3 separate regions of the Mus musculus genome follow, and all the other regions are linked to region 1. The links are chromatin contacts, found by Hi-C or POLR2A ChIA-PET in ENCODE. All regions are on one chromosome and are shown on one strand. The core of a region is the stretch at or near the end of the contact, and the rest is flanking DNA. Distances in the headings are between cores, read along the strand shown. Region 1 holds the start of Flna (filamin, alpha). Region 2 holds the start of Lage3 (L antigen family, member 3). Region 3 holds the start of Plxna3 (plexin A3).

Region 1 (3,667 bases), core at 486-2,985:
CATTTTTTTGCCTTATATGGCAAAGCTCTGGGAACTAGGCCTGCTCCAGCCAGCTCACAAGAAGGAGGGGAGAAAGAAGGAGGGAGGAGACCCCCCCTAAAGAGCTGGGGTGTGGCCTGCCTCCCCACATCCGGTTGCCCCCTTCCAAGACTTAGAAATGACTCAGCTGGCTAGACTGAGGCTGGGACTAGGGGTGAGTTTTCATACATCCACTGGCACACCTCTATGAGCATTTAAAAAAAAAAAAAAACTCAGCACTTAAAATCTGCTCTCTGAAGGGCCTTGGTCCCTCGCTGTTTTAACTAGCATGTACCATTCCAAAGTTGTAAGGATAATAGAAAACCCTTTGTATTATGGAGTAAAGGTCCACTCTTCTACTCTCCCTGTTCCACATTCCCAAGATAACAATTCTGGTGCCTGTCCATGAGCAGCCCCTACTTTGAGAAAAGCATGGGATCCTGCAAGAGACAATACCAATGCCAACCTCTCCAGTTCAAAGACTTGGGAACTGGACTAGCAGTAAACCCTGTGCACATTGGAGCACCTTTCAACCAATCTCTGCATTCTAGATGTACAAAACCAAGGTTTACAATGAAACAAGAATTTGATCCATGATAGACAGCAAAGCTAACAACCAAGTGCTCGTGCCTTTAGTCAACCACACTCATTACACCTGGAGTACAGTTTTGCCAGCAGTATATCTCTTTGCCCCCCTCCAAGTTCAGCAAAAAAAGAAAGAAAGAAAGAAAGAAACTGGGGATTTGAACTATCTCCAATGGGGAAGCATGTTCCAGGGCAAGAAGTTGAGGGAGTCCTACATAAATAGGAGAACAAGCTACAACCTTCACTTTAGAACTGCAGAGGCAGCCAAATGCTAGAAGGGTACTTTTAAAATTGTTGTAGGTGGAAAGCATGGGTATCCCAGGGATGGGGTGCGGCTCTCAGAGGCAGAAGCCTAGTCTGTGCCTGTCCCACCTCGGGTGCAGCGTTGGGGGCGCGGCCTACAGAGGATGTGAGCTCAGCCTGGGAGCAGGCCAGCAAGGCGCTGCGGGCGGGGGCGCGTAGCGGTTCGCATGCTCGCCAGGCCAGCCTTTTGTTCTCGAGGACCTCAAAGAACAAGGCGGCTAAGGGGCCTAGTGGTAGCCTTGGTTGTGTGCAGCAGCTAGGGAAGACAACTAGGAGAGACTCTAGAGGAGAAGAAAGGAAGAATTTGTTGCGACCACGCCCGCACCCACTCAGCGCCCCAGTGTAGCCCGTGCCCTCACCTATGGACACGAGCTTGATGCTCTCACGGTCCAGGAATTCAAGCGCCACCGACACATTTTCGAGCTGCATCTGGCGGAAAGTGGGTCTTTGGTTGTGCTTGCGGTGCATTTTCTTCTGGCTGAGTACCTCGAGCAGCGCGATGAGCCGCAACCCATCGCTCAGGTCCGTCTGCAGATTGGCGATGCGCTTGCTTACGCACTTAAGGTGCTCATTGCACCAGCGGGTGAATGTGTTCTGCTGAATTTTCTTCCACGGTGCATCTTCTGCTAGGTCTTTTTCGGTAGCCGGCATCTCCGCGTCCCGTGAATCGATACTGCCTCCCGGAGACGCAACCGCCGCACTCTGGCCACAGCGGGAGTGAGAGCTACTCATTTTGAGGCGCGAGGAACGGAGGGGCGGTGCTGCAGCTTCGCCGATGGGACGGCCCTTTAATTAAAGCAGTAGGCACCTCCGAGCATGAACGACGAGGCACAGAACAGAGGTTGCACTGCGGAAAGAGCGAGCCCTTTAAATGTATGCGAAAGGCGGAGCCAGAGGCAAAGTTTCCTTGGGGGCGGAGCCTCTGGGTGGGGCTTCTGGGCCGCGCCCGCCCCACCTCGCCCCTCCCGTTGGAATGCCCCACAACGCCCCCCGCCCCCATCCCCCGAAGCTGCCTCTGCACTCCGCCAAAAGCAACTCAGCCCCGCTGCTTCAGAAAGGGTCTTTGAGCCCCAAAGAGCACAAAAAGGTCTGGCAACATCCGCTACAGTACTACAGGAAACGGACCCCAGATCTAGGAACGCTTGAGCAATTCTGTCACAGAATTGCTCAGCTCCAGCAGGCACACCCTTACAAGGGACTTTCTTTCCCCAAGGTCCCTGCAGAAGGCGGAGCGAATAATGTCCCGGTATCACTTGGGCTCCGCCCTGACCCTGTACCCTCTTCTACATTCTCTATTCTTCCCGAGCTTAGGGTTCTCAGCCACAGTGTGATCCACAGCAGAGTAAAGCAATCCTGTGAGCGAACCCTTCCAGAGCGCCTAACGCTGCTGAGAGCTCTTTGTATGCTGTCAGACAGGGCTCTCATCACCTAACATAGACACCCACAGAGCCCTGGCACTCCCTACCCATCTCCTTTGGTCTTCCCAGTCTCCATGACCCTGGCCTGCACACCTGCACAGGCCCATTCCCACCGTCGTCTTCTCTACTGCCTAGTTCCATCCGCGAGGAAATGGGGCCAGCACTGGGCCAAGTGGCCACCAGCACTACAGGATCAAGCAGCTTTCCAAAGGTCCAGGGTATGCCAATGCACACAATCAGAGGGCGCCTGCCTGCCTGCCTGCCTGCCTGCCCTGTGATGCATGTAGATCTGTACACCTTGTACCTGCCATACTCACTGTTCTACCTTGGGCCCTGAGGAATTCTGGGGGGAGAGGTCTTCTCTGGCTGAACAGTCCCAAGCCTTGCTGTGACCCTAGAGATGTGGAGGGGCTCAGGGAGAGGGTCCCAGATTACTGAAGAAAGGAGAGTCACCAGACATCAAGGCTTGCTAAGGAGCCTGAGTGTGTTCCCTAAGTAGTGTGAAGCTACTCACTAAAAGTTAATTTAATGATAGATATTCTCTGGAGATAGTGATGAGGATGCTGTGCTGGGACAGAAAGGAGCGAAGATACAGAAAAAGAAAACTGTAGGGGATACTCCCAACCATCCTCTTTAGTTAAGGGGATTCATCTTACCTATGTCTTTCCCGTGGTAGACTTTTCCATCTACTTACTCTGTACTTCAAGCCTCTCCAGAATGTTAAATTGTTTTTCCAGAAAGACAGGCTTCTGTCCCTACTTCTCAATTCTAAGACCAGTGGCCGCCGGGGCTGGAGAGATGGCTCTGTGGTTAAGAGCAGTGGCTGCTCTTTCAGAGGACCCAGATTCAATTCCCAGCACCCATATGAAAGCTTACAACTGTCTGTAACTCTAGCTCCAGGGAATATGACACCTTCACACAGACATGAATGCAGGCAAAATTATGCACATAAAATTAATTAGATAGATAGATAGATAGATAGATAGATAGATAGATAAAGACCAGTGGCTGAAAGAGGCCTTGGGTTGACCAACATGTCATGCCCAAATATGGTTGACTCTCCCACAGCCTGGAGTGTCTTCATTGCCTGTGGTAGGGCTATGATAGGGCTTTGATCACAATGGGCAGAACCTTTCAGCATAGTCATCTTGAGATTGTCTATGATATCGCCAGTCAAATAACATTTTCAGTACAGAATCCCTCCCCCCCATTCTACCTCCAGTCACCTGCATAAATATCTGCACCAAGTGAGCCAAAGGTTGAGTTGGGGGACATGATGGCAGAACTGTGCAGGGATAACCCAAATGGAAACTTCCAGCCATGTTATTCAAGACACAATTAGG
Region 2 (3,667 bases), core at 578-3,077, 110 kb after region 1:
ACTCGTAATGAGATCTGACACCCTCTTCTGGTGTGTCTAAAGACAGCTAAAGTGCACTTATGTATAATAATAAATAAATCTTCGGGCTGGAGTGAGCAGGGACTGAGCAAACGGAGTTGACTGGAGCAAGCTGGCTGACCGTAGCGAATGGGGTTGACCGGAGCGAGCAGCGGTCCTAAATACAATTCCCAACAACCACATGAAGACGCAAAACCATCTGTACAGCTATAGTGTACTCATATGCATAAAAATGAATAAATAAATCTTTTTAAAACAAAGAAAAGAAAAAACAAACAAAAGAAACCACCTGAATTCCAGAGCCCCTCCTCCAACACAAAATAAAAACCAAAGAAAATTTAGAGGCTGAAAATAAGCTCAAATGCAGATTAGCAACATAGCTTTATTTTCTTCAGCAACAAACATTGAAGCACCAGACCAAATGGCTCCTAAGTGCCTGAGGACCAAATCAGGAAAAAAATATTAGGCCCCCACATTTATGTAGTAGTTACTATTTCTAGAATCTTTTCCCTAGGGAAAATTGTATTGCTTAGGAGGAGACGGAGATAAGGTCAGACATGGGTCCCCAGCCAGGCTTAACAGGAAACTGGGGGCCCAAAGAGCTGTATGGTGTTCACCACTAGGGAAAGCTGGTCAAGAAAGTTGATGATGGAAAGTCGGAGGAGGCGAGAATCTTCCGCGATCCAGCGTCTAAGAGTGAGGAAAAGAACATCAAATTCAAACTGGTAGTTTCTACCCTTATTTCTTTCCTTTTATTTATTTTTTTTTTTTTGGAAATAGATAGAAAATCTCTCACTATGTAGCCATGGTTGGCTTAGGGATTGCTATGTGGATCTGGCTGGCCTGGAACTCACAGTAATCAGACCATCTGCCTTTCTCTTGGCTCCTACCCTTTCTTCATCTGTCAGGCATCCACTGTACTGCAGGTAGAGACTAGACTGGTCCAGTGCATCATGCCTTTCCTTAAAAATCACTCTAGTGTGATGATGTCTCTGAGGAAGTGCAGCCTAGGGTGGAGGATGGCCCAGACACCTACCCAGCATCCTAGACTCTTTCAACACTTACACCTCCAGCATGCAGCCGCTCACTTTAAGCTCCTTCCCTACCAGTCCTCGATGTGGTTCGACATCTGGAACTAGGGACCCACAGGCGATTTCTGCCTCCAAAGAGGTCGGGAAAGGCACGAAGAGGGAGCTGGTAGAGACTCAGGAAAGGCACCATCTTGAATCAACTTTGCCTCCTTACCCCTCTAAAATCATCGCATCTGGTCTAAGCTCCCCAGGCTATATCTTCCACATTGCTTGGGCCATTCCTGCTCATTTCCCTCCACCCTGCTGCCCCTCCTCTGTTGTCAAGGAACTTTTCATGCCCAGGCCATACCCCAATCAGCGGGTCCCTCTGCTTCCCTCCTCCCTGCTTTTTTTTCTTTTCTTTTCTTTCTTTTTTTACCCTCCTCCAGACTACCCGCTTCCCTGTTTCAAGCATCCCGCAGATATGTCCATGTCCGGTAGGATACAATCTGTGATGTCGGGTTCCAGGCCTTTGGGTTAAAGGCACCATGCTTTTGCTGGAATTTCGGGAGGCTTCCAGTGCTCTTGCAACAGGGTGAGCTCCACTGGGAATAACTGCCTTTGTGCCTGCATTACCAGGACAACAGCGGCTAGTCTGACCATCGGCGCCATCTGCAGTGTGGCTTAAACCTGTGTGTGCTGTCTGCATGTCTGCTGCTGTTCCTCCTTTCAACCCACCTTCGCGTTACCAGCCCGCCGCCTCTGCCATTGCTGCGGCCCAGAACCCGCCTTATCCTCCGGAAGCTCCGCCCCTCGCACAGGCTGCCATTCCACACGCGCCTGCGCGAACGGGGAAGGTGGTGGGGCCGGGGAGGGGCGAGGGGCGGGGGGGGGGGAGGGAGGCGGGGCGGGGAGGAGCGGTGGGGGGGGGGGGTGGGGGTGGGCAGGAGGACTCTCCAGGGATTTATAGGTTGATCTGGTCAGCTTCTGCCTCCAAAGTGCATCACCATGCCAAGTTGTCCCTACAGTTTCCTAAAAGGGACCTAAGGTGATATTTTCTAAAAAACAAAACCACAACAAAAACCAAAACACTATCAAACCAAAAAACTGTCAAGTGGCCTGGTGTGGTGATGCCTGAAGAAATCTTAGCATTTAGGACCATGGTTCTCAATCTGTGGGTTGACCCAAGTTGGGGTCACATATCAGATATCCTGCATATCAGATATTTACATTACAACTCATAACAGTAACAAAATTACAGTTATGAGGTAGCAATGAAAATAATTTTATGGTTGGGGTCACCATAACATGAGGAACATATTAAAGGGTTGCAGCATTAGGAAGGTTGAGAACCACTGATTTAGGAGGTGGGAATAGTTCTTTGCTTAAGTTGGAGGTCAGCCTGATCTACATAACCACTTCTAGGCTATCCAGACTTACATATTTATATCATCTCAAAAGCAGTCACAAAACAGAAAACCCCATCAACAAACAAATGAAGTGAAATGAGATTTTGAGTATCAGCAAGCAAGAGGTTTCTTTATTTTTCCAGATAAGTTCTCTTAGCCAGGGTTACATGCCTTTAATCCCGACACTTTGGAGGCAGAGCAGGTGGCTGTGAAGTTGAAGTCAACCTGGTCTTCATAGTGAGTTCTAGGACAGCTATATAGTGAGGCCCTGTTGAGGGTGGTGGTAGAGGGATCGGGAAAGGAAGGAGAGAGGGGGGACAGAGAGGACAGAGAGGAGAAAGAGGAGAGAGAGACTCTATGTAGGTCTGGCTGTCCTGGAAGTTGTTCTGTAGACCAGGCTGGCCTCAAACTCAGAGATCTTCCTGCCTTTGTCTTCTGAGTGCCAGGATTAAAACACAACCCTCACCCCAGCTAAATGTATTTATTTTTATTGTATGTGTTTGAGTGTTTTCCCTGTTTGTATATAAGTGCACCTACTGTGTGCAGGTCCTGGTATCTATGTGAATCCTGTAACTGGAGTTGTGGGTGGTTATAAACTGTCATGTGGGTGCTGGGAACTGAATCCAGGTCCTTTGCAAGAGCAGCAAGTTTTAATTACTGAAGCAGCTCCAGCTCCTCTCCTTGAACACCTTCAAAAGCCCTGAGATTTTCTTTTACAACTGTCTACAGCTTATCCTCCACAAAATCATTCCTAATTTCATTTTTAAAAATATGTCTTACTTATTCCTTGACAATTTCATACATGTATACTATGTATTTTGATCCTACCTATCCTCCAACTCACCTTTTTCACTTTGTCAGATTTGTTTGTTTGTTTGAGACAGGGTTTCTCACTCTGTAGACCAGGCTGGTCTTGAACTCAGGAATCCACCTGCCTCTGCCTCCCAAGTGCTGAGATTAAAGGTGTGGGCCACCACTGCCCAGCTTCAAAATTCTTATATAGATCATATGCATGCTTAAAATTCTGTAAATTGGAGCTGGAGAGATGGCTCAGCTTTTAAGAGTGCTGGCTGTTCTTGCAGAGGACCTGGGTTCCATTCTCACTACCCACCTAGCAGCTCACAAGAAATGGTTCAAGGGGGACCTGATGTCCTCTTCTGGCTTCCATGGGCACCAGTAACATGTCTGATGCACAGAGACACATAAAGGACAAACACCTATGCATATAAA
Region 3 (3,667 bases), core at 712-3,211, 83 kb after region 1:
CCACAAACACAACTTTGGGGGAGCAGCAACAAGTGACAATAAGTCACAGAGGGAAAGAAGAAGACAACAAATGTTCTGCTCTGGCCTCCATACATGTGCAAAGTACAGATGCTTTCCACACTCATGTACTGACACATATGAATACAAAAGAAGTGCAATCCCAATTTTTGGAATGGTGGTAAAGGTAGAAAAAGTTATATGATCATTTCTAAACAAACAATACATAGAAGTGTTTCTAGTAATGTCTTAGGGTTTTACTGCTATGAACAGACACCATGATCAAGGCTACTCTTATAAGGACAACATTTAATTGGGGTTGGCTCACAGGTTCAGAGGTTTAGTCTATTGTCATCCAGACAGGAAGCACAGCAGCATTCAGGCAGGCATGGGGCTGAAGGAGCTGAGAGTTCCACATCTGGTTCCAAAGGCAGCTAGCAGAAACTGACTTCCAGGCAGCTAGGTATTAAAGCCCACACCCACAGTGACACACCTATTCCAACCAGGCTACACCTCCTAATAGTGCCACTCCCTGGCCCAAGCACATACAAAGAAGTAAGCAAACAGCCCAAAGAGGAAAACAAAAAAATGTGTCAGTTGATGAAAGAATAAATAAAATGTGGCTTACCCATGCAACAGGATATTATTTGGCCCCAAAAGGAAGTCTTGATCCATGGTACAACTCTGACAAAACCTGAAAATATTAAAAGAATGAGTCGACATAAAAATATATTTATATTGTATAGTTCCATTTATTTGAGATATCCTTAAGAGGCAACCCCACAGTCAGTAAGGACAGAGCGTTTCCCAGAGCTTGGGTATATATATATATGAGGGGAATTGAGACTGATAGCTAACTCCTACAGAGTTTCTTTTAGAAGTGATGAAAATGTTCAAGAATTAGATGGCAGAAATGGTTGCACATCTTTAGGATTATATTAAAACGCCACTGAATTGTCTGTATACATTAAATACAGGACTTATATGAAAACTGAATTATATCTCAATAAAGCGGTTTACAACGGAAAAAAAAAGAGGCTAGAAAGATGGCTCAATGGTTAAGAGCACCTGCTACTGTACTGCAGCTCTATGGTGTCTAATGCTCTCAGATGGTCTTCTTGGGTGCGTGCGCATGCACACACAAAGAATAACTGTAGCAGTGGAAAATACTTGTATTCCAGAACATGGGAAGGTGAAGCTGGAGGATCACTGTAAGTTCAAGGCCAGCCTGGGGTACAGTAGGAGGCACTATCTCAACACAACATGGAAAAAATGCAGCTGTGATGGCATAGACCCATAATGATCCCAGTATTGGGAGGATGAAGCAGAAGGGTAGTCAGTTCGAGACCACTCTGTACTAAAGGGAAAATAAATTCAAGAAAAAAAAGAGAAAGCAATGGAATTAAATCCCAGATTCAGCAGATTCAGAGTCATGGTGACTTGCTGAGGAAAGAACTAGGTGAAAATGGCTATAAGTTGCAGTACTCCAAGCTTCGTGGCGGGTATTAGCCCACCAGTTTATGGATCATTGGAGAAAGAGCCCTGAGTTAGGGGGCAATCTTTGTTTGTGCGGTTTTGTTGGACCGGCCAAAGCAATATCTTGCAACAGTAGCAGGTGGCCACGGGCTCCTGGAGGCGCGCACTCCAGGCCCAAGGGGGTGTGGCGCGGCCGCGCACAGATTCCAGGGTTGCTGAAGGCAGCAGGCGGGGAGCTGGGGGTGTGGAGAGGCCCGCGCCTAGGACTCAGCCATTGAGCAAAGGGGGCTGTTCTCAGGAAGGGATCCCCAGAGACCCATGAGAGGCTTGCTTCTTGCACTAGAGTCCTGGGCCCCAGGGCCTAGCGGCCTCCCCCAACCGCCATGCGCTCTGCTTCTTAGGGCCCCGGCCCGCCCTCTCTGGGAGCCCCCTCCCGGTGTGGTGGTACGGTCCGGGTTTAAAAGGCCCAGGCGGCCGCAGGCCAGCCCAGTGTGTGGGCGGCGGCGGTTGCAGATTTTGCAGCGTGCGAGGCGAGGCTGCGGGGCCAAGCGAGGGGGGCGGCTGTTGGGCACGGGGCGGGGGGGCACGTCCACGTGGCCACGGGTGGCCACCCCGAGTCAGTCGCGGTGGAGGGACAGGTAGGTGGTCGCCATCCTTAAAGCCTGTGCGCCAATAGTCTGCTGGATGGCAGAGGTTTCAGACAGCCTGGGGGTCCAGATGGTTTCTGGGGTCAGGCCCTGTCCCTCCCTACCTCTCCAGACCAGGCTTGCCAAGCACTCCGTACCCTGAGCGGGAAGAGACAGCCAACTCGATCATAGTCCTATTGGTTGATAGAACCCTTTTGTAGAGGAGGAGCAGCATCTCTGAGCATTGCTGTAGCCTCTGTATTGACTAAGGTATCTGCGGGTCTGCTCAGGGTGCCCCCATTGGGGGCAGGACTGGTTGGGTTCATGGCATAGAGGGGAGCATTGTGGAAGAGCGGGCTGTGGACCTGCATATTTATATGGAGCTTTCCTCATCATCGCGCTCTTTGCTGGCAGGACTGTAGCAGAGGGGCTGGGTGCGACTGTGATGCTTGAGGTTGCCACTTAGAGGTGGGGGCTGGGGTGGGGTCTTGGGCTGCCAATTACCACTTTCCAGGTCTCCTTTCCAACCTGTCCCGGCCAGTTCCTAAAATTTGGCTTTTCTGTAGAGTGTAGAAGAGGTGAAGGTAGGGTGCAGTCGCTTTTCTCTTTTGCTTTCCTTTCTTCTCTGGTTGTTGCATGAGGGGTCTGGGATGCAGACCCGACAAAAGAGCCCCAGAGCGCTGATCACTCTGAGCTGAAACTTGGCACTTTCAAGCTGGAATTGCTCCATGTTCTAGCAAATGCTGGCTTTTCTTTCTCTTTGCTGTGGCCCCCACCCCCCACCCCATTCTGAGTCCCTCCTGTGTCTCTTGGGAATTGGGCACTGAGAGGGTAGCACTGAGCTCTGCCCCATTAGTTACAGAGACACTGCTCTGCTGTCTTTGCAGCCTGGGGCTGGCTGGGTGTGGCCCGGGGGGTGAATGCCAGCATTGGCCCTATTTGTTTAGGGGAAGGGGTAGTACTCCATAGCCTTAAGGCTTCAACTGTATTTGAGGATGCTGGTTTCTACATATAATACTTCTGGGACTCTCAAAAGTGGGTTATACCCTTCTGCCAATATCCCTCTCTGACTAACCTTTGGCTCTTCAGGGAGAGCCACACAGGCCTGGCAGAGCATTTGTCTGCCTGTGTCTGAGCAAAGCTTGACTGATGTCTGTCTCAGCGAGAGTCTTGGCTTTGTGTTGCAGTGGAAAGGCCAGACAGCAGACTCCTGGATAAGCAGCCAAGGCCCTCAAAGGGAGAAAGCACCTGAGGCCATGAGTTGGAGATGTAGTGGCACTGAAACCAGTCTCAGGCCTTAATTCTCCAGAGCTTTGCTCTAGGACTCCTGCTAGCAGTGCCACTAACAGAGAAGCACCCCTGACCCCAACTTGTGTTTGTTCTCTCCCTGCATTTCCTAGTGTGTAATGTTAGGGTCCCAGTTCTGGGAGAACCTTCCATTCCATCTTTTCTAGCAGCTGACTCTGATGCCCCCTTGGGTGTGGCCCAGTTGAGACAAGGCCTCTTGGCTTCTTTCCAGTACAGGAGTGGGAGATGATTGATGGCCTGCAAGCTTGCCTGTGCTTGTC

The links. A loop is a pair of places that touch in the nucleus more often than their neighbours do. ChIA-PET counts read pairs that join two places held with the same protein, here RNA polymerase II (POLR2A).
Region 2: a loop to region 1 is called in a map of heart, with 2.2 times the contacts of the local background. The contact joins the promoter of Lage3 here to the promoter of Flna in region 1. A Hi-C loop is called at or near these places in 5 of 37 maps with a recorded cell type or tissue (heart and left cerebral cortex). POLR2A ChIA-PET finds 5 or more read pairs at or near these places in 4 of 5 experiments (Patski and embryonic stem cell).
Region 3: POLR2A ChIA-PET joins it to region 1 with 13 read pairs in Patski. The contact joins the promoter of Plxna3 here to the promoter of Flna in region 1. POLR2A ChIA-PET finds 5 or more read pairs at or near these places in 3 of 5 experiments (Patski and embryonic stem cell).

What each region holds. Positions count from the first base shown.
Region 1 is chrX:74,244,799-74,248,465 of GRCm38, forward strand. It overlaps Flna (filamin, alpha), which reads right to left and starts at 1,736. Exons shown (of 46, transcript NM_010227.3): 1 at 1,266-1,736. The coding sequence starts at 1,638.
Region 2 is chrX:74,351,791-74,355,457 of GRCm38, forward strand. Lage3 (L antigen family, member 3) reads right to left here and starts at 1,828. Exons shown (of 3, transcript NM_025410.2): 1 at 1,535-1,828; 2 at 1,084-1,212; 3 at 372-708. The coding sequence starts at 1,737. The coding sequence ends at 594.
Region 3 is chrX:74,327,105-74,330,771 of GRCm38, forward strand. Plxna3 (plexin A3) reads left to right here and starts at 1,962. Exons shown (of 33, transcript NM_008883.2): 1 at 1,962-2,111. It overlaps Gm39520 (a long non-coding RNA gene), which reads right to left and starts at 1,186. Exons shown (of 4, transcript XR_878127.3): 1 at 1,066-1,186; 2 at 626-691.